Regions from separate parts of the Mus musculus genome. Here regions 1 and 2 are each linked to region 3. Evidence: chromatin loops called from intact Hi-C (ENCODE). Cell type or tissue: left cerebral cortex. All regions are shown on one strand.

Evidence for each region. Peaks named below come from ENCODE experiments on the same cell type or tissue, not always from the same donor. Only the 100,000 strongest peaks of a DNase experiment are listed, where the experiment ranks them.
Region 1: a loop joins it to region 3, with 7 times the contacts of the local background. A loop is called at or near these places in 17 of 42 quality-filtered maps.
Region 2: a loop joins it to region 3, with 2.5 times the contacts of the local background. A loop is called at or near these places in 2 of 42 quality-filtered maps.

Annotation. Positions count from the first base shown.
Region 1 is chr4:130,032,545-130,040,544 of GRCm38, reverse strand. Gm12963 (a long non-coding RNA gene) reads left to right here. Exons shown (of 6, transcript XR_003955360.1): 3 at 2,663-2,732. Among named protein-coding and RNA genes, the nearest start is that of Col16a1, 11 kb to the left of the region's middle. In left cerebral cortex, a CTCF peak has its summit at 4,244 (motif pointing left); DNase peaks (open chromatin) are centred at 497, 981, 3,394 and 4,218; H3K27ac peaks cover 1,262 bases.
Region 2 is chr4:129,981,943-129,989,942 of GRCm38, reverse strand. It overlaps Adgrb2 (adhesion G protein-coupled receptor B2), which reads right to left and starts at 5,073. Exons shown (of 30, transcript NM_001290715.2): 1 at 4,636-5,073. In left cerebral cortex, CTCF peaks have their summits at 3,602 and 6,101 (motif pointing right); DNase peaks (open chromatin) are centred at 5,054, 5,925, 6,708, 7,451 and 5 more places; H3K4me3 peaks cover 5,845 bases; H3K27ac peaks cover 5,207 bases.
Region 3 is chr4:130,083,641-130,091,640 of GRCm38, reverse strand. Col16a1 (collagen, type XVI, alpha 1) reads right to left here. Exons shown (of 70, transcript NM_028266.5): 50 at 7,916-7,969; 51 at 7,320-7,373; 52 at 5,778-5,822; 53 at 5,584-5,637; 54 at 5,387-5,422; 55 at 5,089-5,151; 56 at 2,948-3,019; 57 at 2,716-2,769; 58 at 2,085-2,129; 59 at 1,860-1,904; 60 at 1,504-1,557; 61 at 1,081-1,134. Among named protein-coding and RNA genes, the nearest start is that of Gm46871, 8.4 kb to the right of the region's middle. In left cerebral cortex, a CTCF peak has its summit at 4,093 (motif pointing right); DNase peaks (open chromatin) are centred at 4,103 and 6,897; H3K27ac peaks cover 376 bases.

The DNA of each region.
Region 1 (8,000 bases), 51 kb after region 3:
CGCCTTTAATCCCAGCACTTGGGAGGCAGAGGCAGGTGGATTTCTGAGTTCGAGGCCAGCTGGTCTACAGAGTGAGTTCCAGGACAGCCAGCGCTACACAGAGAAACCCTGTCCCGAAAAACCAAAAAAATTAAAAATCAAGTAAGACTTGGCCCTGGGATAAATAAGGGTTGGATTCCACCCCTAACATCTATTTAGCAATGAGTTTTGACAACGTATTCCCCCCATCATGGAGTGGGTATCCTCCTTTTGTTGGCAAAATAGAATTGTCGTCCACACTTTACAAGAAGGGTTGCTTAGAGAGTGCCCATAAAAGACTGAGCGTAGTTCCTGGAACCCAATAAACATTAGCCATTCCAGACATACAGTGAGTGTTTGCAAGCTCAGCACCACAGTACACATGTGCTCCCGGCTGCCTCCCTCTCCCTCTTCTGCTTCCCACTCAGCATTAACTTTAGATTTGTTCTTCTTCCTTCTCACTTGTGGATGGGGAAGAAGGCAATTGGGACTAGTCTCCCAGATGGGTATATCTGAGCAGATGCTTGGAGGAGAGAGGACAAAGAAGAGATCCAGGAGAGATGCCTGGTACCCAGGAAGCAACCATCTTGATTGGTTAGAGCATCCAGTGTCCTGCTGGACACCAGGCCTAGAAGGACCTGGCTTGGGTACCATTTCCCCAAAGCCAGTGGCAGAGCCTAAGTGGTTTTTGTTTGTCTTTATGTAAAGGAGGCTCACCTCCTGCTGAGGACCAGAGTAAACCAGCCAGGGTCTTGGTGAGGTGCAAGAGGATGGGAGGAGCCAGAGATTCTTCCCACATTCTTTCTTCCCATGCTATGGCCTCAGACTGTTGAGACATCGAGTCACAAACTCGTAGAATCCTGGAATTTCTGGGTAGAAAGAAGCTCTGACTGACGTTGGCCTTTACCTCCTTCCAACAGTGCCCGCCCATGGCGAGGCTGTGGAGGCTTGACAACTTGGCTAGCAAGGCAAGCTGCAGCAGTGAGGCAGGCAGGCATCCAGCTTTTCCATCAAGAAAGAAAATAAAAGATCAGTAAGTGTCTGCCCCTGGTTCTGCAATCTCCTGGCTTTGTTCTCTAGGCCAGCTGTTCTCACCCTTCCTGATGCTGCAACCCTTTAATACAGGTCCTCTTGTTGTGGGGACCCCAAAACCATAAAGTTAGTTCATTGCTACTTCATAACTGTCATTTCGCTGCTGATATGAATCATAAAGTAAATATCTGACAAACGGGGGGATATCTAAAATGCAACCCCAAAGGGCTCACGAGCCACAAGTTGAGAACTGCAGGTCTAGGCTAAATCTTTCAGTTCTGTGAGCCACAACCTCCAACTCTGTTGAATGGGATGATCTGTTGAGAGGATTAAATGAGGCCGTTTATGAGATTGAGCCAAATCCACAGGAAACACTCAAAGATGCTAATTATCACAATGATTATGGAGGGGGCTGGTTATGTGCTGAGGACTCCAGTCCTGCACCTCACAGCCAGGGTCATCTGACATCTCCTCTGAGCCCCACTTCTGTCTCACTTTATTACTTACCTGGCTGCCTTTATTAAGAAGCCAATGGTATTTCTGACCAGTATGATAGCTTTTTCTGTGGAATGGTCTAAATAACACATAAAGAAATAAAAATTGACTTTGGGATTTGTTGGCCTTGACCTTCAGTTAAGGCCTGACACCAGCATTTGGGGTCAGAGAAGACAGTGGTTGGAGTGGTAGTGTGTGTTTGGGTTCAAGGCTAGGTCTGCTTGGGTTCATTTGGCTTTAGGTGGGTCTGTGTTCTTTGGCCAAAAGGGAAAGCTGAATTTGGGGACGCAGCCTATCCATCTCTGAGTCTGGAATCTTTTTTTTTTATAATTCAATCATGTTTCTGTTCAGATTTACTTATTAGTTTTTAAAAGATTTGTTTATTTTATGTATGTGAGTACACTGTCACTGTCTTCAGACACACCAGAAGAGGGCATAGGATCCCATTGCAGATGGTTGTGAGCCAATATGTGGTTGCTGGAACTTGAACTCAGGACCTCTGGAAGAGCAAGCAGCCAGCATCAGTGCTCTTAACCACTGAGCTATCTCTCCAGTCTCCCCCCACCCCCCACCCCGACTCTCAAGTCTGGAATCTTAAGGTGCCAAATATGTTCACCACTCAGGATGGAGAATGGGCTGAGGACTCAGATCTGTGTAAGTCCCAGCGTTCCTCTGCTGTCATCCATTTCCAGTGGCCTCAGTGTGCCAGCCACTCCATAGCCATCCAAGGTCTCCATGCCACTGTAGCCCCCGCCACACAGAGGAGAAGAGAGACATAAATGACAGACATGGCAGCTAGCTGGCTGTGCTGCGATCACACGGAGCTCTGCTCCCAATCTGTCACAGCTACTTAACAATTTTCATTTATCACTGTGTGTGATGGAAGGGCAGATGCTCATAGTCCAGCACTCATAGGAGGTCACAGGACATCGTTGTGAGACAGTTCTGCCACTTTGACAGGGGCCTGGGGTTCGAACTCAGGTCGTCAGTCCTGCGCAGCAAGTGCTGTCCCAGCTGAGCCATCTCACCAGCCCCTACTACTACTTTTTTTTAAAAAATTATTCTCAGGAGCAGCATATCCTAAGTAAGTAAGTTTTTCCTTGTTCTTCTCTTACAGGTGAACAAGCTGCCAGTCTGTGGTCATCTGCAGAGGGACGCTTTACTGGACAGGTCCTACAAGAAGCCAGGCAAGTCACTAGCTGAGGGCAGAACAAAGATTTGAATATCGGGCTATCACTCACTGGTGCTGGTCCCCTCTTACCCTTGTAACTCAGTTTTCTCATCTGTAGAATGGGCAGAACCTCTAAGATCTCAAGTAGGCCATTTGTCTAGACCAGGTCCACACCCAGAATACCAGAACAGCCTAATGAACTTGGGTGGTGAGGGGCAGGTGCAGACGTGACTGTCCAGCCAGGGATGGGCGCATCAGCCAGATGCACAAAAACAACCAAATAAATCAGGCCAAGGAACTCCTAATCCTTCCCGGCTGTGGCTGCTACTGCTCACAGGGCCTGGAAGCAGGGCACTGCTTGGCCAAAAGCAGAGTCTGGCCAAGAGACTCCGAGTGATGCCTGGCCATCAAGACTGACTCTGCTCCCGCGGGGGATGTGAGAAGAGGCCCTCCGGACTGGTGACTCAGACCTCCCTGACCCCCTCCTGGGTGGGCACTTTCCAGCGCCTACGTCTATTTTTAGACCTGGCTCCAGGTCTGAGTACAGAATAGCAGGAAGGAGGGTGAAGGAAGCTTGAGACGCCCGCGCCTGAGTAGCTCCTCCTCTAGGGCTCAAGCCTTGAGGCCCTCCAGCTGTCCACCTAGAAATGAATAGAAGCACGAGGGTGCGAGCGTCATCTCCTACGTAGTGGGTGCATCGCAGGCACAGACAGGGATGAGTGAGTTCCCTCTCCCCCTCCCACCAGGCCTGGCAGTTCTAGAGAGCTGGGTGTGGCCTCTGTTAAGTGAAGCCAGGAGCCTCCTGTTGCTGAAGTGTTTGTCTATTGGACTGAAGGCCAGGGCTGGAGGGGCCCTGGCTACTGAGCGGGCGAGATTGAGAGCGGAGAGAGCTGCCAGATTCAGGAACCCAGATCCCTCCTAGCTGTCTGTCACGCCCCCAGGACTCCCTATAGCCACGCCCTCACCGACCACGCCCTGAACTACTGTTGCTCTCCTTTATGGAAAGCGAGCCCTCCTCCCCACCCCACCCTACCCCTGTTTCCAACTTTGCCCTGCCCACCCATGATCAACTATCCACACTGTCCCAAGGTTTAGAGGGCCTGGGTGCTGGGGCATGGGGCAGATGTGAGAGAACTGAGCACCCACCTTTAACCCCCGCCCCAACCCCTCCTCTCTGGCATTAGATCAGAGAGGAAAGGCGTCGGGGCTGGGGGATAGGAAGTCAGCAATGGTGAGGCCTTTGGATACCTAAGGTATAGGAAGCATCTGCTTGAGACAGAGAAGCTAGAAGGGCTGAGACAGCTCTGAGCACCAGAACAAGCTTGTAGAGACAGACCTCACGATGGCTCTTAGGTAGAGAGAGGTCCTTAGGCCAAAACCCACCACTAGGCCCCCAGAGAGTGAGGTCACATTTCTGAGGGATGAAGGGAGCGGAACACATGTGGGACCTGGCTTTTGGGAGGTCCAAGTCGAGGACCATCCTTCTGTGGTGAGGGGCGGATGATGGGAGGTGGAGCCCGTTCTCCCGGCACCCTCTAGTGGGAAGCTGAGGAATTGCGGAGAACAGATGGAGGGGGGGGGGAGCGCTAAGCCTCCTCCCTCTCTCTGTTCCTCCAGGACCTGCACACCACCCTTCTGGGGAATATCCACAGGGTTTCCCCTCACTGGAAACAGGAGCCATTCTAGTGGCTATATTCCAGCCCCAAGCCCTGTCTGTCTCTTGTTGCTTAGGATCACTTCCAAGCTGCGTTCTGTCTGTCCCAGCCACTGGTCCCTGAAGCACCTGCCAGCTGCTGCCTCCTGTCTGTCTCTTGCCCCATCTATTCCTGATGGACAGGCAGTGTTTCTACAACAGATATCTAGCAGTATAACTCTCATGATTAAAATATCCCCGTAGCTTCTCAGGGTCCAGAGAAACTTCACACTTGGGACTTGAAATGGTCTCTTCATCATTAGCCTCACCTTCTGTGGACTTCATCCCACTGGAGGCTCCTTCTGTCTTTCCATCCCATCTGAGCCCTCCCTGACATTGACCTAATCCTTACCATTGGGGGGTGGGTAGCTTCCATGGCCCCCAGAACACCTCTACTGTGTACAGATCAGTCTCTGCCTAGGACTCTAGCTGCCGGTTGTTCTGCAGGACAGCATATCGAGTTATTAATTGCTTTCCTCTTCCTCTCTCTCCTCCCATTTCCAAGCCAAGGCCTTTGATTTTCCTAGCCTGGGGGAACTGTGCTGGGTAGCACACAGGAGCTGCTTGAAGTCTGATGGCTCTTGCCTACTTTTGTAAAAGGAACCTTCTGGAAGCAACTGTGCCAGGTGTTCTCAAGGGAGGAGCTGAATAGGACAAAGGGGGAAGAGGTTGGTGACTGGTTGCTGGGGAGCGGCAGTGGGGGCTACTGAAGGTGGAGACTGTCCTTAATAGATGACAGGTGTGGGTGAGGGTAACACAGCTGGGGAAAACGGAACCTAGGTATTGAGATACTGGCACTGTCCCCAAGCAACAGAGGAAGAGCTGGCTCGGTGGATCTCAAGACTCCCATGGGGTCTGCAACCCTATAGATGGAACAACAATATGAACTAACCAGTACCCCCAGAGCTCGTGTCTCTAGCTGCATATGTAGCAGAAGATGGCATAGTCGGCCATCATTGGGAAGAGAGGCCCCTTGGTCTTGCAAACGTTATATGCCCCAGTACAGGGGAATGCCAGGGCCAAGAAGTGAGAGTGGGTGGGTAGGGGAGCAGGGTGATAGGAGGGTATAGGGGACTTTCTGGATAGCATTTGAAATGTAAATGAAGAAAATATCTAATAAAAGAAAAAAGACTCCCACGGGGCCCAGCACAGCAGGCCTCTCTCCGGGGGTAAGGTGGACCAGGACGGGAGGCAGCTCTTCTATGGTGTAGGAAGGAGCACTGGATCTTTGCATAGAGGAAGAAAGAGTGAGTCCAGGAATGGGTGAGATGGAATTTTCTGCAAATTTTCTCACAGCAAAGAGCGTAGAGTGGATCAGATTGGAGGAGGTCTTCAGGCAATACAGACACAGGGTCTTTCTTGGGCCAAGATCCCTACCTGCTGCACCTGCCTGTGTGCGTCTCGGATACAGAGCTGAGAGCGTGGGTTTCCTCCAGAATCACTGCCTCGGGGTCCAGCGTGGGGTCTGGCTCATAATAAGCGTTCGAAAAATGTTTGTGGGTTTTATTTTTGTTGTTGTTGTTGAATTCACTTTTCCTCAATGGAGTCAAAAAGTCAAGTCTGTTTCAGCGCTATACACAAGGGCGTCCCTATAGCCTTGCAAATAAACTAACACTTAATCCCCTCTCCTAGCTCACAAAGTCCCCTCACCCTCACAGCCTTGTCTCTGCAACCCACCCTCCGTGTGGGCTCCTCTCCAGCAAACAGCGTTATTTGTAATTCTCCCAAGCTGCCAGGTTGCTTCATGCCTCCATGCCTTTGCTCATGCCGCACCTCCGCCTCTGGTGCCCTTTCCCCTCTCTCTGCCTGCTGAGCTTTCAATTAGTGTAAGTTCAGCGCAAGTCTTCCCTTCCTGGTCTTGTCTGACACTCTCCCCTTCCCTGCGAGGCAGAACAGACCCCTCCTGCTCTGGAACCGATTGCTCCTAGCTACGTTTGTCTTCTCCCGAGGCTGTATCCCAGACTCCTCTGGTGTAGCAAGACACCTGTGCCCAGCATCGTAAAAAAATGGCTTTCTGACCCCCCCCCTCCACACACACACACACACACACACACACCTTGGGTTAGTGGGTGTGACCTCAGCATCCCTTCCAGCCTCCGTTTCCCTCTCTCTCACAAAGGAGAAATGGAACTCAATGGTCCCCGGGTTCCCTCCTTCTGTCATTGAGTTTGTCAGTGATGGCACATAAAACACAATTCGCCTGTATCCCCGCACACCAACTGAAAACAGTGCATGTTCAGACATGTAGATGCTCATGGCAAAGCACACAGCCACCAGGAGCAAGCCCCGGCTAAGCAGTTGCATGTGACCCACACGTAAAAGTGTGTAGCCTTCTGGATGCAGATGCTTGGCCCTCCCAACCCCCCATCCCCAGTCAGCCCCTGGCCTTGACAGTGAAAAATTCAGAAGCAGTCAGGGCTGCCGGTCCAGCATCGAGTTAATATTCAAGGAACGAACCTTCTGCAATATGCATGCCCTGAGGCTGGTGTCCTGTGGGGCTCCCCCTTTCTCAGGCCTGCACAGGCTCAGCCTCCTATCCCAGCCACCCCAGCTGTAGGCACAGACACAGCCTGCCTCCAGCAGACCGGCCACCAAGACCCAGACCCTCCGTTCTGTTTGTTTTCTGGGCATTTCCCTCTCAGTGTCTCTTCATCCCTTCATTCGGGATTATCTCTGAAGTCCCTATGGTGTGACAGGCAACCAACATGCATGGCAGTAACGATGACCCTTTTCTGCACTCAGAAGCTCACAAGCCAGTGGGGGAGACATACTAGATATATAATTTCACATAAAAATAAATAGCACTATGGAAAGATTAATATGATGTGATTTGGGGGAAAAAATGATTCGGGACCAGTGAAATGGCTCGGTGGGTAAAGCATCCATTACGAAACCTGAATACCTGGTTCAATCCTGGTAACCATATGGGGAAAGAGAGAAATGGCTACCACAAGTTGTTCTCTGACCTCCACATACACATACATGATATGTGCATGTCCATACATGTGTGTGCATGCTCTCACACACATAACATGTTCTATATTTGCACATATGTATATATATATTGTTGTTGTTGTTTAATGATTCAAAGATGGCAAGATATAACCATGGCCCTTCTGGAGTTCACTGTAACAGTCATTAAGAGTAAGTTAGGGAACTGAGGAAATGGCACAGTAGTTAAGAAAAACATTTTTTTTTTGAGGCAGGGTTTCTCTATGCAGTCCTGGCCTTCCTGGAACTCACTCTGCAGACCAAGGTAGCCTCAATTTCAGAGATCAACTTGCCTCTGCCTCTGCCTCTGCCTCTGCCTCTGCCTCTGCCTCTGCCTCTGCCTCTGCCTCTGCCTCTGCCTCTGCCTCTGCCTCTGCCTCTGCCTCTGCCTCTGCCTCTGCCTCTGCCTCTGCCTCTGCCTCTGCCTCTGCCTCTGCCTCTGCCTCTGCCTCTGCCTCTGCCTCTGCCTCTTGATTAAAGGCATTTGCCACTACACCTGGCAACTTATTCTTACAGAGGATCCTGGTTTGGTTGCCAGTACCTCATGGTGGTTCATAACTATCTTTAACTCTAGTTCCAGGGTATCCAGTGCCCTCTTCT
Region 2 (8,000 bases), 100 kb after region 3:
TCAATAGGCTTGGGCCCAGAGACATATACATACGCAAAAGCATGCATGCACAGATAGATAGATAGATAGATAGATAGATAGATAGATAGATAGATAGATAGATAGATAGATAGATAGATAGATAGATAGATAGATATAGCTATAGATATACACACATATATATGCATTTACAGTGTTCTCCATATGAACAGGCACACATGCATACAGATCTGTGACCAGCACAGCATTATGACCTCATATATACATGGGCGTGCACACACCACACTAAACACAATGAAGTCAGACCACCACATACATGCAGAGATGCATCTATTCCCACGTGTAGACACACACATGTGCTTGGCCCTGTGACTCTGTCTATGACAAGCTAACCGGGTTGGACTGTCCTTATGGGAGACTACCCATTGCTCCCTCCCCGTGTCTTTAAAGCTGGGGCATCACAGAGCCCTGGTCCCATCTCCTGGACCTCTGCTGCTCCCAGTCCATCAAGAAACGCTAAATCCAAACTGGTCCTTGCCAAGGTCTGGCTTCTCCAGAAAGGAGCCACCTGCACACACTGGCCCGTTCCCACATCCACTTAGTCTCCTTCAGACACCTCATCCCAGTCCAGGATTTTACCCCGCCCTCAGGGTATAGCCTTCATTGCTTCATAGCTCCTGCTTCAAAGAGAGACTGAGGCTGAGAGAAGGTATTTTACCTTCTTACCCTTCACAGTAAGGTAAAGACTCAACTGGAGCTGGAATCACAGCCATGGCCTTACTCGACATCTTCCTGAAGTGTGCGGTGGTGGCCTGTCCTAGAGACATTGACCCAGAGCCCATATCCAAGAAAAAGACTTGGAGGAACCCAAGCGATTACTACCCATGCATAACTACCTGGACCTCTGTTTCCCTCTCTGGGGAATACAATGTCATCACTACTCTTGGAATGGCACATGCCTTCTCCATCAGCCTCCCTAACACGTAGCCTGACCCACCACAAACCTACGAGCTCTCTGTTCCTGGTCTCTCAGAACTGGGCTGACACTCCCCTCGCCTGAGGTCCGGGTTCCTGCACCAGGGAATGCCATTTGGGTTAATCCAAGAGTAGCTTTGCCACCTCAGAGTCGAGGAAGACCACAGACCCTCCCAAGGTACAAGTTCTAGAAAGTAGAGAGGCCAAAGTCAGCTCTAAGGCAGAACTTTCTGGGTCAAATAAGATTGGTGGAGATGGTCAAAAGGCTTCAGGACTTTTCTTAACTGAGATGGGAGAGGAGCTGCCTAGAGTAACCTTTCTCAGGAGCCCAGACCTCAGCCAAGCACCCCCAGAATTCCTGGGAGTTCCTCTCTGTCTAGGTTCAGAGAGAATGGGGATCCTGGAAGACCCCACAGACCTGCCCAGCCTCAGGCTTCCATTCTGCACCAAAGAAGGATCCTAAGGCAGCTGGAGTGGAAGGTGAAGAGCAGAGGGGGTGGGGCACCTCCGAATCGGCTATCCGGAGTGTCCCCAGGATCAGATCGACTCTTGTCTAGAGGGAGACCAGATGTGAGCTTGGACACTGGGCAGGGAGTGGTAAGCCCTGGCCTTGGGCGGGGGATGGGCGACTAGCGGGGAAGGGGGCGCGGCGACGCGCACATCCGTCGCGTTTATCCACCTGGCAGCTCCAATTCACGCGCCCGTCACTCATCCTCAGCTTCATCGGTGCCTGCCACGGGGCCTCCGGGTCTCCCGCCCGTGCTTCGAGCTGGGGGCAGGGTGCTCGGGGACCCCTCTCCAAGAGCTCTGGCACCCAGGGAGGCGCACACCCTCCATCCAGCCTCTGGAGCTAGGGGGCGGGACCGAAGGAGCGGGCGACCCGGGCGAGGCCTTCCCGGACCGATGACAGAGAGGGTTGCTCCGGAGGCCTGCGGCAGACACCGAGAGAAAGGCTGGCCGAGCCAACTGGGATGAGGGGCGGCCCCCGGGGGCGGGGGCGTGCGGGTGGCAGGGGAGGGGGCGGTGACTCAGCCGCCCTCCGCCCGCCTCCCCGGAACTTTGCAGCAGCTGGAGCGGTTGCTACAGGAACCGAAAGCTTTTGTTCCCCAGTGTCAGGGCTGCCCCGGCGGGAGGATAGCTCAGAGGTTGCCACTCCCCGCTAGAACCCCGGTCTAGCCGCACCGCCAGAAGACGAATAACCGACCAGAGAGCACCACGGGTTCGTGGCTCTTTCCTCCTTCTACCAGCCCTTCACTGAAGCACTCACGTCAATGCTAGGCTCCTCCAAACTCCACAGCCCTCAGACCATGTTGCCCCTAACTCTGACCTGCAGCGCTAAGAAACCTGGAAAGTTCCTGACAATATCTGATCCCCAATGGTTGGGAAGAAAGAAAGGCTCTGTATGTCAGAGTGACTGGTTTTCCATGTGGGCCACCTCTAACGGACTGCCTGCCTTTGGGCACCTTGACTCGAGTCTCTATACTGGTTCCGCTCCCCTGGCCTGTATACTTTAATCTAGACCTCAGAGCCCTTGGCTTGGCCTTCACTGTTGCCCCTGTGGTCAGGGAGGATGTTGCAGAACCAGGGAAGAAGAGTCAAAAACTAACAGTCACAGGCTTCCTGGACCCCTTGGGGGCAAGAGGGGTGAAGGTACTTTCTGTCTTTATTATTCTGAAGGTTAAAGTGAAGAAAATAGAACTCCTTTTATGTTCCTCCTTGGACTCAGCAGTCGGCAGGGACCTGACCTTGGCTTTGATAGGCAACAGCAAAAGGCATCATCATGAGTATTGATGGGTGTCAGACACTTCACAGTGCAATCTGATTCCATTTCCCAACAACTACATGGGGCATTGGCCACTGACCCATTTTATAGAGGGTCAACTGAGGCTCAGGAAGGTTAGTTAGGTAGTGTGGCCAGATCATCCCATCAAAGGCTGAGTCTCAGCTACTTACCTTCAAAAGCTGAGGGTTGGGAGGGAGGGAGAAGAGCTGAGACTAACTAGGACCTCCCTTTGTGTTACAGAAATACCCACCACTGACACACACCCTAAATGAGACCTGCCCCTTTCTGAAGAGAAAGAGGGGAGGAGACAGGACAAGGTAGTGAGGAGGGAGGCAGAAGGGAAACCGAGAGGAAGATCAACCTCTGTCAGTCTTGGTTCCTGCCCTCCCCCAAAACATCACCAAGGTGTCACTGCTGAACCCCACTCTTCAGGTGTCTGCTCTGTCCCTGGGTCAGGTGGATTTGTTCACACCCTTCTCTATGCCCAAACCAGATAGAGTCCCTCTCTTGTAAGGCTGTAATGGGGGGAGGGGGGGCAGGAACTCCCTAGGGATACCTACTCAAGACCAAGAAGCAACCAGACCATTCTAAAAAGCAGGTTCAGTAGAGCTGTGCCTGGTACTCAAAGGGTTCCTGACTTGCTGTTGGGATGAGCCGTCCCTCGTCCCTTGTACACCATCCCTCCCCAAAGCACATAGTCTTACGACCAGGAGTGTTTGGGCACCTGGCCTCGCCCACCAACCTCATCTCCCCAGGGACTTCCCAGCGTCAGTCCCGCAGACACCTAGACACCTAACGAACGCTTGGGTTGCGGAAACCCAGGGTTGTCCGCGCGAGAAGGGGCGGTGGGTCTCGGGCTGCGGGCAGGGGGCGCCAGAGGACGCCCAGGGGCCGGGCAGGCAGCTGGCAAGGCGGGCAGGCGGGCGGCATCTCTCGGTCCGGGCGCCCCTCCCCCCGCGGGCAACAGACTGGTCGCCCGTTCTGCACTAGCCGTGGCGCGGAGGATTTCCCGCTGCTGTGCTCTCGGACCGAGCCGACTGCAGGAGTGGCCGCCAACTTCACAGCCTCCAGTCCCCCAAATCATGCCAGCCCCCGGGGGTGCAGGAGAGTGCGTCTGGTGCCTGGCTCTGAGACCGGTGGTGGGAGGATAAGGATGCGGGGGGAGGGAGGCGGGTGTCCGGCCAAAGACGAACGCGGGAGTCGGATGCGGGTTCGATGGAGATCACGGCCTGGGGAAAGGGGCTTGGAGGAGCAAGGGGGACACGGCCCCAATTCCAGGCTGAGGGGGAGGGGACTTGCATCAGAGATTGGAAAGGGAAGGCGGGACTCTGGGCAGATATGGGGGAAGGGGCACTCGGGGCAGAAATAGAGGGGAAGCATGGTCGCCGTGCAGGCGCGGGGGAGGGCACTAGCAGACACAGTTGGGGACCGAAACGACTCCGGGCAGAGTGGAGGAGAGGTCCAGAGTCCCGCGGCCAGACTAGGAGGGGAGATGGGGGAGGGGGGAGGACAGTCGAGCTGCAGGTTGGAGAGGGGGTTCAAATCAAGACCGGGGGCGCACTGCTGGGATCTTGGCCGAGACAGGGCAAGACTCGCGACAGCGGTGTGGCAGTCTGGGTCAAGATTCTAAAGGTGGGGGACTTTGACACAGACGGCAAGGGGTCGGTCCAGGCTGGGGGAGGGGGTAGCAAAGGGGTTCGCGGGAGACTAAGGGGGCTTCGGCCCGGGCCTCGGGAGTCCCTCTTAAGACGGGGGTTGGGTGAGCGCTGGACAGACTCTGTTCTGGCCGGAGGAGAATTAAGCAAGACCGGCTCACGGAGCACCCTGAGTGCGGGCACTCGGGACTGCGCGCGAGGGTTCAGTGCGGGGCCGGCCGGGGTCTGGGGCCGAGCACTCACCTGGGCGCCGTCAGCAGCAGGAGCGGGGGCCGGCGCTAGTGGAGGCGGCCGCGGGGCGCAAGTTTGCCATCCCTAAGGCGGGGGCCGGGCTGGGCGCAGGGCAGCTCGCCGCAGCCGCGCCGAGGCCCGAGGCTCCCGCTCCGCCGAGCGGCGGGTGCAGAGCAAGCACCGCGGAGCTGCACGGGGCGGGCGGGCGGGCGCCGGGCCGGGCGCGGGCTCCTGCCGCCGCCGCCGCCTCCTCGCCGCGCCGCCCCCCGCTCCCCGCCCCGAGCACCGCCCGCGCCGCGCGCCGCCTCCTATTCGCGGGTGGCGGCCGCAGCCCCAGCCTCTGATCGCCGGTGCCGCATCCTCCTCTCTGCCTCCCAGCGCCGCCGCTGCCACCGAACCGGATTCCTCCGGCCGCTCCGGCCGCTGCCCGCAGCGCGCGCCGGGCCGAGTGACGGCCGAGGCGGGACGCGGCGCCTGCGCGGGCCGGGCCCGGGAGGGGGCGCGCGCCGGGCCGGGCGCGAGGAGCCGCGGGAGAAGGGGCGGGGGGGCGGGGGCGACGCGCGCCGCCTCCTGTTAAAGGGGGAGCAGCGCCAGCCGAGCCAAGCGCGCCCTCCCCCTCCCCACCCTGGGCCCCAGGCGCCGGCGCGGGAGAAGCCCAGGGTAAGCCCCCACCCTGCCTGTGACCGCCTGGACTGCAGAGTGAGCCTCCCGGTGATACCCCTCCAGCGAAACCCCAGACTAGTGGCGTCTAGCGCAGCCAGGGTCTCCCGAGCTGTGGAGGCTAAAGCGTTTTCTCCCCCCTCCCCATTATGCAGTGCATATTGCATTGCGTGTCCCTGTGCATGCAGGTGACACTCGGTGCACTGAACTTTATATATGCATACAGGTGCCCTGCGTGTGCACTGCAATATTGCCTGGCTGGGTGCATGCAAATGCTGCACATATGCATTGACATGCGCTCAGGTCCTGAATGCATGCTGCTTTTTCCATGTGCCTTAAGAATTATATGTAGAAGCTCACAGGTGCCACATGTGTGTAGCATGCTATGGGTATAGAAGCAACACACATACCCCCGCAGCGTGGCATGTTTACTGCATATTCTGGTGTTCATCGCTGTGATATTGTATGTCCCTAGGCACGGGGATGCTACACGTGTGCAGTATGTTACATGTTTTCCCAAGTCTCTTCTCCCACAAGTGCCTTTCTCTGTGCCAGGGGCGCCCCCATGTTGCATCTGTTTGTGTAGAAGCCACAGAGATGCACAGACCCACCCCATCCTGGCACTGTGCCGAGGAACAGTTGGGTGGAGCCTAAGCCCACACGGCTCAGGCGGTACCCGGAGAGATGTCCATGGCTCAGGGCTCTGGTCAGGCTGTTTGTGGCCTGGGCATGTTGCCATCAGGAAGGTGGGCCGACTGGGGACACACCACAGCAGCCAAAACAAGTAGGTTAATCCGATGACTCTGGGCAGAGAAGCCAGCAGGGGGCAGCTTTGCAACGAGGGTGGAATGACTTTGGGACATACTTGGGAAGGTTCACACACGTGGAGGGACCAGTCCTGTAAGGACAAGGTGGTCCACGGCCCATTCATTGCTAACTTCCCCTCCCCCGCCCCCACCATAACTCGACTTTTGTCGCCTACAGGCTGTGGCAAGATGAGAAAAGCCCACCTCTTCCCAGAGGAGTTACCAAAAAGAGGCAGAGAACTTCTCCTGTCTCTTCCCTCTGTCCCTCCCCCCTAAAGCTGTCCTGGTGACATTTGTTGTGAGTGATTGGGAGAGATTATCGACTTTAATGGAAGGAGGTAATAAGGGACGATGAAGGAAGCTCACCTGTCACCTTAAGGGAATTTATGAAGCTGTGTGAAACAGGGAGGCGGTCTGGGCTTACACCTCCCCTTTTCCTGTGGGAGCCCTGAGAAGGCCAATGCCTTGGGCCTCGCACTGGCAGGCAGAGCTCCTGGATTCTTGATAAGCATCTTCAAACATACCCTGGCATAGTTAGAAGGCTCAACTACCAGTGTGAGAGTTGAGCCAGGCAGGCTTTGCCATCTGCAAGGCAATGACAGCCACCAGACGCAGTGGGAAATCCTGGGCTCCTTCTTTTCTTGCCTACTGTGAGAAGCAACAGAGTTGCGGAGTTGGGAGCTTTGAGGAGGTAGACAAAAGTGGGAAACGTGATTAGGACATGGACTGCTCTCACAAGGATGCAAAGACCAATCTCTGGAAGTCCCTGCAACATTTGCTCTCCAGAGCTCTAGCCCCTTCCTCTCCCTATAGGGAGCCTGCCTCCCTCTTTATGAATATTCATGATCATTTGCATGCTAGAGACCTAGCACCAAGAGAAAGGCAGGCAGGTCTCTTACAGATGTGATGCAGCTGGATCTCTAAAGCCACCCTCTTCCTTGGCTCTCAGAGATCCAGCTGGGTAAGGGGTGACGGGAGGGGCCGCCTCCGGGAGACAGGGAAGTTATTTATCTGTTTCTCTTAGTCCTGACTTCTTGACTTCCCGCCCTATGGAAATGGTGGGTGTTGAGGGACTCACCGGGCAGCCTTGGAAGGAGAAGCTAGGTAAACTGGGTAGAGGCAGCAGGAGTTGTCAGGGGTTGTACAGCTGTCTGGACTAGGACAGATGTTGGGAAGCCCCCCCCCATATGAGGGCTTCCCCCACCTGCTTTCCCAGGAGCCCCTGCCCTTCCAGACTCACTCTGGTGATAATGCCACCCGCCTGCCTGCCTGCCTGCTTGCTTGCCCGCCCAGGAGGACTTGGAGTAATTACAAATTGTTTCCATATTCAAATCCAGCTGGTTGAAGAGAAATTACTTCTCTGAACAGCCCAGGCGGGGGTGAGAAAAATGCATCTTAGCCCCAGGAGGGACCCCCACCCCCCTCCAGGGAGCCTGAGGCTGAGATAACCTGGGAAGAGACACCATCCACAGCTCAATCACAGAAGGCTTGAACAGAGTAAAGGGCCAACCCCTGCATCCTTACACTCTGGGCAAAGGACAGTGACCTCAGCTCTGTGTCCCATGAGAGTCTGCTCTGGAACCTCTGAGATGAAGGGGACCCAATGCATACATATAGGCAGTAAGGGGCCACCTACTCTGACCTACTGTTGTGCTGGGTGACCTTGAGAAAATGCCTTCTGTTTCCTGGGCCTCTGCTTCCTCCTGTACGGAATGATACAAAAGCATAAGCAGGCTCAGCCCGGAGTCCGGGAAGGTCCAAGGTATGGATCAGCAAGTGCTAGGCCCTGAGGAGGGGCCTTTTACAATAATGATCTTATTTGCAACTAATTAATATTTTTTGTTAAGAATAACTACCACCAATATCCCAGCTGGGAGGCAGCACACCGTCAAAGACAGGGCCAGCGGGGCA
Region 3 (8,000 bases):
ATGCAATATTGCTTAATAAATGCTCTCTCCGATTCGCCCTAAGAGTAAAAGCACCACCCAGTTGCCCAAATGAACTTCTTGGTTCCTCTCTTTCTCTCACTCAGTCCCCCTTTCACTTCAGACCAAGGGAACAAGCCTCCCCAACCCCCTGCAAGCACATCCCAGATCCCCTTAGCTTTCTGTCCCCTCTCCCTCCCCACCACCCATCCACCCACCTCTTGCCAGCCCTTCCCTGAGTGTGCCTGCCCTGTGAGGTATCTTTTTCGGAGCCCAGCATGGTTTCTGATCCCACGTGCACTTCTCACGCTATTCCCATGCCCAGCGTGGTGGATTTCTTGAGGTCCCTCAGACATGCTGAGCTCCTGGCTGCTTTTGTTTCTGTGTATCGGTGTCATCCCTTCTGCCTAGACCTCTTCTCCCAGGCCAGCAACAGCTGCCTCCACCCTTCCTTGAGGCCTCAGTGATGTCATCTCTCCAGCCAGGGATCCGCTAAACAGTGAGTGGTTCTCAACCTCCCTAATGCTGCGACCCTTTAACACAGTTCCTCAGGCTGGGGTGCCCCAACCATGAGAAGATTTTCATTTTTAACTCATAGCTGTAATTTTGCTGCTGTTATGAATCAGAATGTAGATATCTGACATGCAGGATATTTGATACACAACCCCCCTGGAAGGGTCGTGACCCACAAGTTGAGAAACGCTGCCTTAAGGCCCTACCCAGTTCTCCCCTGTAACATCACCCCATCCCTTGAACCTTTCCTATTCCCTTGTTTCCTGTGCTTGCGGGGAGGTCCCATGGGACAAGGGCCCTTGTCTATGTGGCTCTGTGCTGTGGCCCTGGTTTGGAACAGATGGTCAATAATTGCTTATTGACTGACTGAATGGCTCGTGTCTGGTAAGCAAACATGCATGTGCCCGGAAAATCCAAAAGGCGTTGGAAAGCAAAAGCCACTTAATTAGATGAGTCCAAAGCCCTGGCATCTCCGCACGGCTGGGGCTCCTGTGGCCACCACGAGCTTACCACATCCCCCTCAGTGACATCCTAGTTCATAGAAGCAGAGACAAAAACAGTTTAACTCACAAGATGCCCTGGGGGTCCTGGTCGTCCCTGGGGTCCCATGGCACCGGGCTCACCCTGCAGGATCAGAAAGAAAGAGGTGACACAGAAACTCACTCACCTGCACATCCGTGGCTACTTTCAGGGGAGAGATGAGCAGAGCTTGTGGTGGTGCCATGGAGGGCTGGACAGAGCTCTGAGCTTTAGACTCTAGCCTTAAAGGCCAGGCCTGCCTTTTGGGTGGTTGTCCAATGGTGCTCTTAGGGAGGGGACCAGTTATAACTGTCAAGATGGGGGGCCGGGGAGCGGGCGAAATTTCACACCAGAAGGCCAAGGAGAGAAGTCAGCCACTCTAATGCAGAAAATGGGAAGATAATGCAGCAGAGAGGCTACATCTCAGACTTAGTGGAGCCCCAGGCCGCATGACCACAGAACCCCAGTCCTTACCTCTGCCCCTGGCCGGCCACTGCTGCCAGGAGGACCGGGTTTTCCACAGTCACCCTAAAAGAGAGAGGTGGCAGTTTGGCTTGGTATCCCCACCCCCACATTGACCCTGGATCAAGGGAGCTCTGACATCTTGCTCTGGCTTTGGCCAGAGGACCTCTGATACTCTTCAAGCTGGTGGGTGTCAGCATCCCGACCCAGTCTGCTGGGCCCTGGTGGCCTCAGGAAGCCAGGCCTGGAGTAGCAGCTCAGCCAGGGGTCAGGTGGCAGGCAGTTTAAACCCAGGCTGGGCTGCCCAACTCAGGCGTTGGGTCTGAAGAGACCGGGGAAGTCTGTTGAGCTGAAGTCCTCCTTCTTACCTTAGGCCCAGGGAGGCCAGGATGACCTGTTTTCCCCTTGAAGCCCTGGAAGGAAAAGCAGGGAGATGTGGTGCCCGAGATCTGATACCCGAGATGCCCCCACACCTTCCTGCGCAGGCTATATCAGTAGAGTCTATTGCAACCATAGCATGAGGACATGGAGGCTCCGAGGAGAGCCGGGAGGGGGGCTCAGAGCTCCCGGCTCCTTCCTTCAGCTCAACTTACTGGAGGTCCCATGAGTCCGGGAGGGCCAGCAGGACCTGGGTCCCCCTAGGGAAAGAAAAGGAAGCATTGAGGAGGTTTGATTCAGCCCTGACCACACCCACTCTCCGCCCCACTCTGCTTCTGAATCTCCATCCCCAGGATTTGCTGGGAACCTTAGATGGGACAGAGGGAAAAAATCCCAGTCTGGCTCAGCCTCTGACTGACTGGGGACTGTGAACGAGTCCCAGCCCCTCTGTGGGCCTTGGTTTGGTTTCTTTTTGTTAAGGATGGGAAATGACCTTGATAGCTCCACAACCCCCCCCCCCCCCCCCGCTTTGCCATGTTCCCATTTCTCTGATTGCCCAGAAAAATCTCAACCAAGGAGCCAGAGCCTGCTTAGGCCTGTCATGATTACAACCTTATTCTTTCCAGAATACAGCCTACTTCCTCCAGCTGTCCAGGTTTCGGGATCTAAGTGGTATCTCTGTCACCATCCAATTCACTTAACCTGGCTAAGTCTATTAGGAGGCATGAGAGACTCAGGGGAGTCTGAGGCCAGCCGGGAGGAGACTTGGATACCCTGATTAAAGGGCGACTCCAGCTCACCTCATCAGCAGGGAGGGCTCCTGCCTCCCATCCAGCCCCATCTTACCCTCAGGCCAGGCTTGCCGTCCTTCCCGTCCAGTCCGTCCAGCCCAGCAGGGCCCTGCGCACGAGAAAGGCGTGGCTAGATGCTGCTCTCGAGCTTAGGAGGAGGGAAGTCTGACCCAGCCCCATGGTTGGCTCCACCTCTTACCCAACTCACACTGTTACCACAACATGCACACACACTCACACAGGTACTCCATCCCACATGCCATCGGGCCCAGAGGCCACACACTCACCTGAATCCCGGGAGGGCCGGGTGGCCCAGGGGACCCAGGCAAGCCTGAGGGACCTCGAATCCCTTCACTGCCCTGAAACAGGAACACCCAATGAAGTCAGGGCCAGGGATGCTAGGGGGTCCCTGGGAGTCAGGACATCTGGCTTCCTGTCCTGGTTCTACGTTGACTAACTAATGTATTCCACACAGTCTCCCTAAGAACCTGTGTCCTCACCCACCAAGGCCCCTTTCCCTCACGGCTCTATGGGGAGTGAGAACTTGCTTAAACCAGCCCCTTCTCAGGGTTGTCCCAGAGGCCGGTACATGTGTGTGTGTGTGTATGTGTGTGTGTGTTTAATTTATATTGTGTGTGGGCTTTCATGCCTCAAAGTGGGAAAGGTGAGGAGATTCCTGTACTCCAGGGTCTCATGGTCCCTGAGGGCCACATGCCTGCAGTGAAACACCACATCAGCTTTTCAAGGATGGAGCTGCAGATCTCAGGGATTGGGGTGGAGGCCCATGGTGGCCAGGCCTTAGGGAAAATGTCACAGGAGTGTCACCAGATGGTGGACTCTGAAGATGAGTCCCTGGGATGAGGCAGGAGGGAAGCTAGAGGGGACCTAGGAGAGAGAGATTTGGAAGTGGTCCCATGCCTGTGACCTGGGTGTCAGGGCCCTTAGGGTAGATGGACTGGGAGATGAGGCTGGGGAGGTGGGCACTGGACCTGGAGGGGCCCCACGTAACATGTGGCACATAGTCAAGAAACAGACCAGTGGCTTTGACATCGCTTCTCAGCACCCTGGGAGTTGGTGGGGGACCCTTGATCCTTGACCCTGGGAGCATAAACTAGGTTTCTGGGCCAGAGGATAAGATTCCAGAACCTTCTTCCAGGTCTTATCCAGAGCTTCCTCACTTGTGTCTGTACTCTATGAGGTTGCACGCAAACTTTTGTCTAATAAAAGGCTCAGGGACTGTAAAACCACCTGCAAACAGCCATATAGCCATGGAAAGCCCAAAGCAGGGAATTGGGGAGGAGAATAGGAGTGTGGACTGAGAGGTAAGATGCTTAAGGAAAGGTTGCTGTTTCCCCTGGGCAGCGGAGAAGCTCTGCGGCAATGGACAGACACAGCTACAGGGCAGAAAGTCGGGGGTGTTGCAATACCGCCATTGACCAGGAGGGGTCAGCACAGTTCTAGCCAATGTCAGCCTCGCTGAGAGTTGAGATGAAGCACCTCTATCCAGCAGTGTGGGATTCTCTGCAATGACCAGCCTAAGCAGGACTTGGCTACCACCTCCATCCTTCACTGGGAAGGCAGGCATGAGAGGGAGCTGACAGCCACCATAGGTCCACCTACGTCTGATGGGCACAAGCCTGGGGAGGCGGCAGAGGGACACTCATCTCTGATGCTAAGACAGTGTGTGCCCTGGATGGCTCCCTAACTTTTGGGTCTTCCAACTGTTTTCTTTTCCTCATTGTACAGTGAGAGGCTAATGTGTGGCTTCAGAGAAGAGAGGCTCCCAGAAACCACAGCGCCCTGTGGATGCCTCCTCCATCCAATGCTTAGAAATTAAGCCTGGGGTCTCCCCCAGCTCCTACCCAGTACATAAGGGAGCCCCAGCTTCTGCTGAGCCAGGGACGTCACCTCCAAACTGCAGCAGGGCTATGTGCCTAGCTTATCACTGTAGTTCTAGAGTCAGTCCTGCAGAGTTCCAAGGCTGCTGTCCCAAGATTATCACAAAATCACAGGTGACCCTGTGTCTTCGGGGCCCTTGAGGACAACCTACAGAGAGAGGCAACCCCTCCTCCAGGTATGCCTCCATTCAAGGGGTCCCAGTTTCATTCGTTCCCTGGCTCCTTGCCCCCTCTGCTTCCCCTTGAGAAATGAAGCTGGCTGAAGCTGGCCTGTCACAGTCTAGTTACCCGCCTCTACCAGTCCTGTGCCTCTACCCCCACCTTGTTTATGCCAGTCTCCTGGCAAATGGGAGCCCAGGCTACTCAAAGGCTGAGCAGGGGGGTAGGGAAGGGAGGATTAGGAGAGGGCGTGGGACCATCCACAGAGCCATCCGTTGGTGAGCACAGCCTGACAAAGATGGACTTGTCTGTGAATTTTCTCAACAGTGGCAACAGCTGCTTGGCTTTGGCAGAAGTGGGGTTCGGCTCACCTTCTCTGCTTGGGGGCCAGGTGGGCCAGGAGCTCCAGCTTTGCCTGGGAATCCTGGAGGACCCTGTGTCAATGAAGAAGTGGGCAGGGCTGGAGGCGGGGCTTCTTCCCCCTACCTTCTTGGTGGGCGCCATCTATCTGCCTGACCCTCCGTGGTTACCTGGCTCCTGAAATCTATCACAGCCACTTGGACTGTTTCTCCCACCCCCTACCTCCCTGGCCCAGGTCCATCTTCATCCGGCAGGCCCTGCTCCTCCCAGTGGGACCGCCTTACAGGGAACTTCTGTGTCTTTACTCACCGGTGGGCCTGGGAAGCCTGGCTGGCCTTGAAATCCCTAAGGGAAGAAATGAGGAGGTCAGCCCCCCCTTCTTGGACACTTGGTGGAAAGAGGAACAGGCTGGGGTAGCCTCAAGTCTGCAAGCTTTGTCCTTGTCCTCCAGTCTGTCCTAGATGGGCAGCAGGTGAAGTCCCCTCAACCTCCCAGACAATGCTCACCTGGTCACCCTTCTCTCCAGAGCTCCCCTGGGGGCCTCGCTCTCCTCGGGGACCCTGTTGCCACAGAGGAGAATGCAGATGAGAACCCAGTCTTCCTGTCTCTTGGGCCGCAGGGAGAGGCCAGGGCACTCCCCCACCCCCACCCCCACTCTCCACCCCACCCCACCCCACCCCACCCCGTGCCCGGCACTCACCGCTGGACCTTGGGGACCTGGAAGGCCTTCAGATCCTGGTGGGCCCTGGGGACGCAAAGTAACAGAATCAGTCACTCAGAAACATGAGGAGTGAGGCCCTGGGGGTGGGCAGAGCACGAGGTAGGGGTGTCCTCTCCACCTGGCCCTTCAGTTCCCTGGAACCAGCCCGCTAACTAATCCTGCTACCTCCTGGCCTACAGCAATCTGGCCAAAAATTATGAGCTAATCTCTCTTGTGTAGGTCCAGCTCTGACTGTGTCACTCGCTGGCTCAAAAGCCTTCCGGGGCTCCCCTCTGTCTAATGAATGAGGCATACGCTTCCCACTGAGGCTGGGTTTACAGGCATCCTGTAATCTATCACCAGCCACCCTTCCCTGCTTCACACCCCTCTCCCTGCTCCCTCCGCTATGCTTTCGCTCTGTGCAGACTGCTGTACCCTGAACACGCTCTGTTGGGTCGCACCCTCGAGCCTGGGCATGGCTATTTCCTCTCTCTGGAATGCCCACCATTCACCTCTCCTTCCATGTGTCCTGAACCCTCAGGAAACCAATGCTGTCCCTGCCAGGACCCACCCATGACCTCCTGCTCCGTGGACCTGGCACAGCTCCATCCTCCCCTGATCCTCCTTGGGGAAGGACCCCCTTTCCCTCTTCTACAGCATCATCATGCTACCCGAGCCCCACTCTGCTCAGGGCTCTCAGCTCTCAACATTCTTGTCTGTGTCTGTCTGTCTGTCTGTCTGTCTGCCCGTCCGTCCATCCATCCATCCATCCATCCATCCATCCATCCATCCATCCATCCATCCATCCATCCATCCATCCATCTATCTTTCTATCCATACATGTTTTTATCTGCTTCTTGCTGCAGGGCAGGGCTCACAGGGCCTTTTTTGCTCAGTGCAGACCCCTCAGAAGGACTCGCAGCACCCAGCCTGCCTAGGAGACCATCCTGTGGCAGAGTAGAAGAGTGACAGGGTTGGCCTGGCTGGCGTTTGTGAGAAGGGGAGAGATGGCTCCAGCTCTAGCTTAGCAGATCCCGGCTATGAGGGCTGAGGTTCTTCAGCAGATAGACATGGACTCCAGCCCAGCCCTCCTCCACCACTAACTCACTCCCTGGCTGGCTGCAGGCCTCTGGGTGAGTCATGTCACTCAGGAGCCTGTGACTTCATATGCTAGCAGTCCTCAGCTCCTTCCTTCAGTGTAGGACCCCCATGAAGGTGGCCTCAATAGAAGAAGAAGAAGAAGAAGAAAAAAATTCCTGGCCCTGATTTGGCAGGAGAGGGGAATTCTGCCAGCTGACTGGGCCCTTTCCCTCTGACTTCTCTGCAAGAAGCCTGCTAGGATCTCCTCACAGCCTCTGCCTCCGCCTCCGCAGCCACCAGCCTGTGCAGAGCAGCAGCTGGAGTGACTGGGGCAGGGGCAGCAGGGGTCACTGGCTCCTCCTCACAGGAAGATCTCCAGTCCAGCGGATGAAGGTGGCGGTGGGGGTGGGGGGGCACCCTGCTTGACGCTCACCTCACATCCATACCCATGCTGCAGCTTACCGATTCGCCCTTCTCTCCCGAGGGGCCAGTGTATCCTCGCTCTCCCTTGATACCCTGATGAGCAACAGCAGAATTAGCTCTGTGGCCTGCCTACCATGGTGCTAATGCAAGATGTGGGGGTGGGGTGGGGCAGGGGCGGGGTGGGGGTGCAACTGGGGCCCAGACTGGCACCTGAAGGCTCAGGGCACCAAAGTAGGGGATGAGAGAGAAGAGATGGTGGCCAGTAAGGCCTCCCACCTGCCACTGTGGCCCACGCTGGAAAGTGGGACATACCCACCCCGAGGGCACCTTTGCAAGGGGTGGCACCTCTCAGATGTCTACCTCTCTCCCCTAAATCCCCGTAGGAAGCAAATCTCAGTTCTTTCTGAGCCTGGGACTCATAATAGCTTCCAACAGTGTTCCCTTCCTTCCTTCCCATCAAAGTGGTGGTGGCCAGCCATATTACCAAGGGAGCCAAAGTGGGGTAGGGGTCAATATGGACAGCCTGGCCGAGACTGAATGCCGGGAAAGAAGGGACCCAGTTGAGGGGCACCCCGCCTGTTTTCACCACCAGCCTGTACCTCCCGTACCCCCAGAACCAGAGCTCTCTTACTCACAGGCAGTCCTGGGGGGCCCATGGCACCTGGGTAGCCAGGTTGTCCTGGAGGACCCTGCAAAGAAAGGCAGACATGATGAGGGACC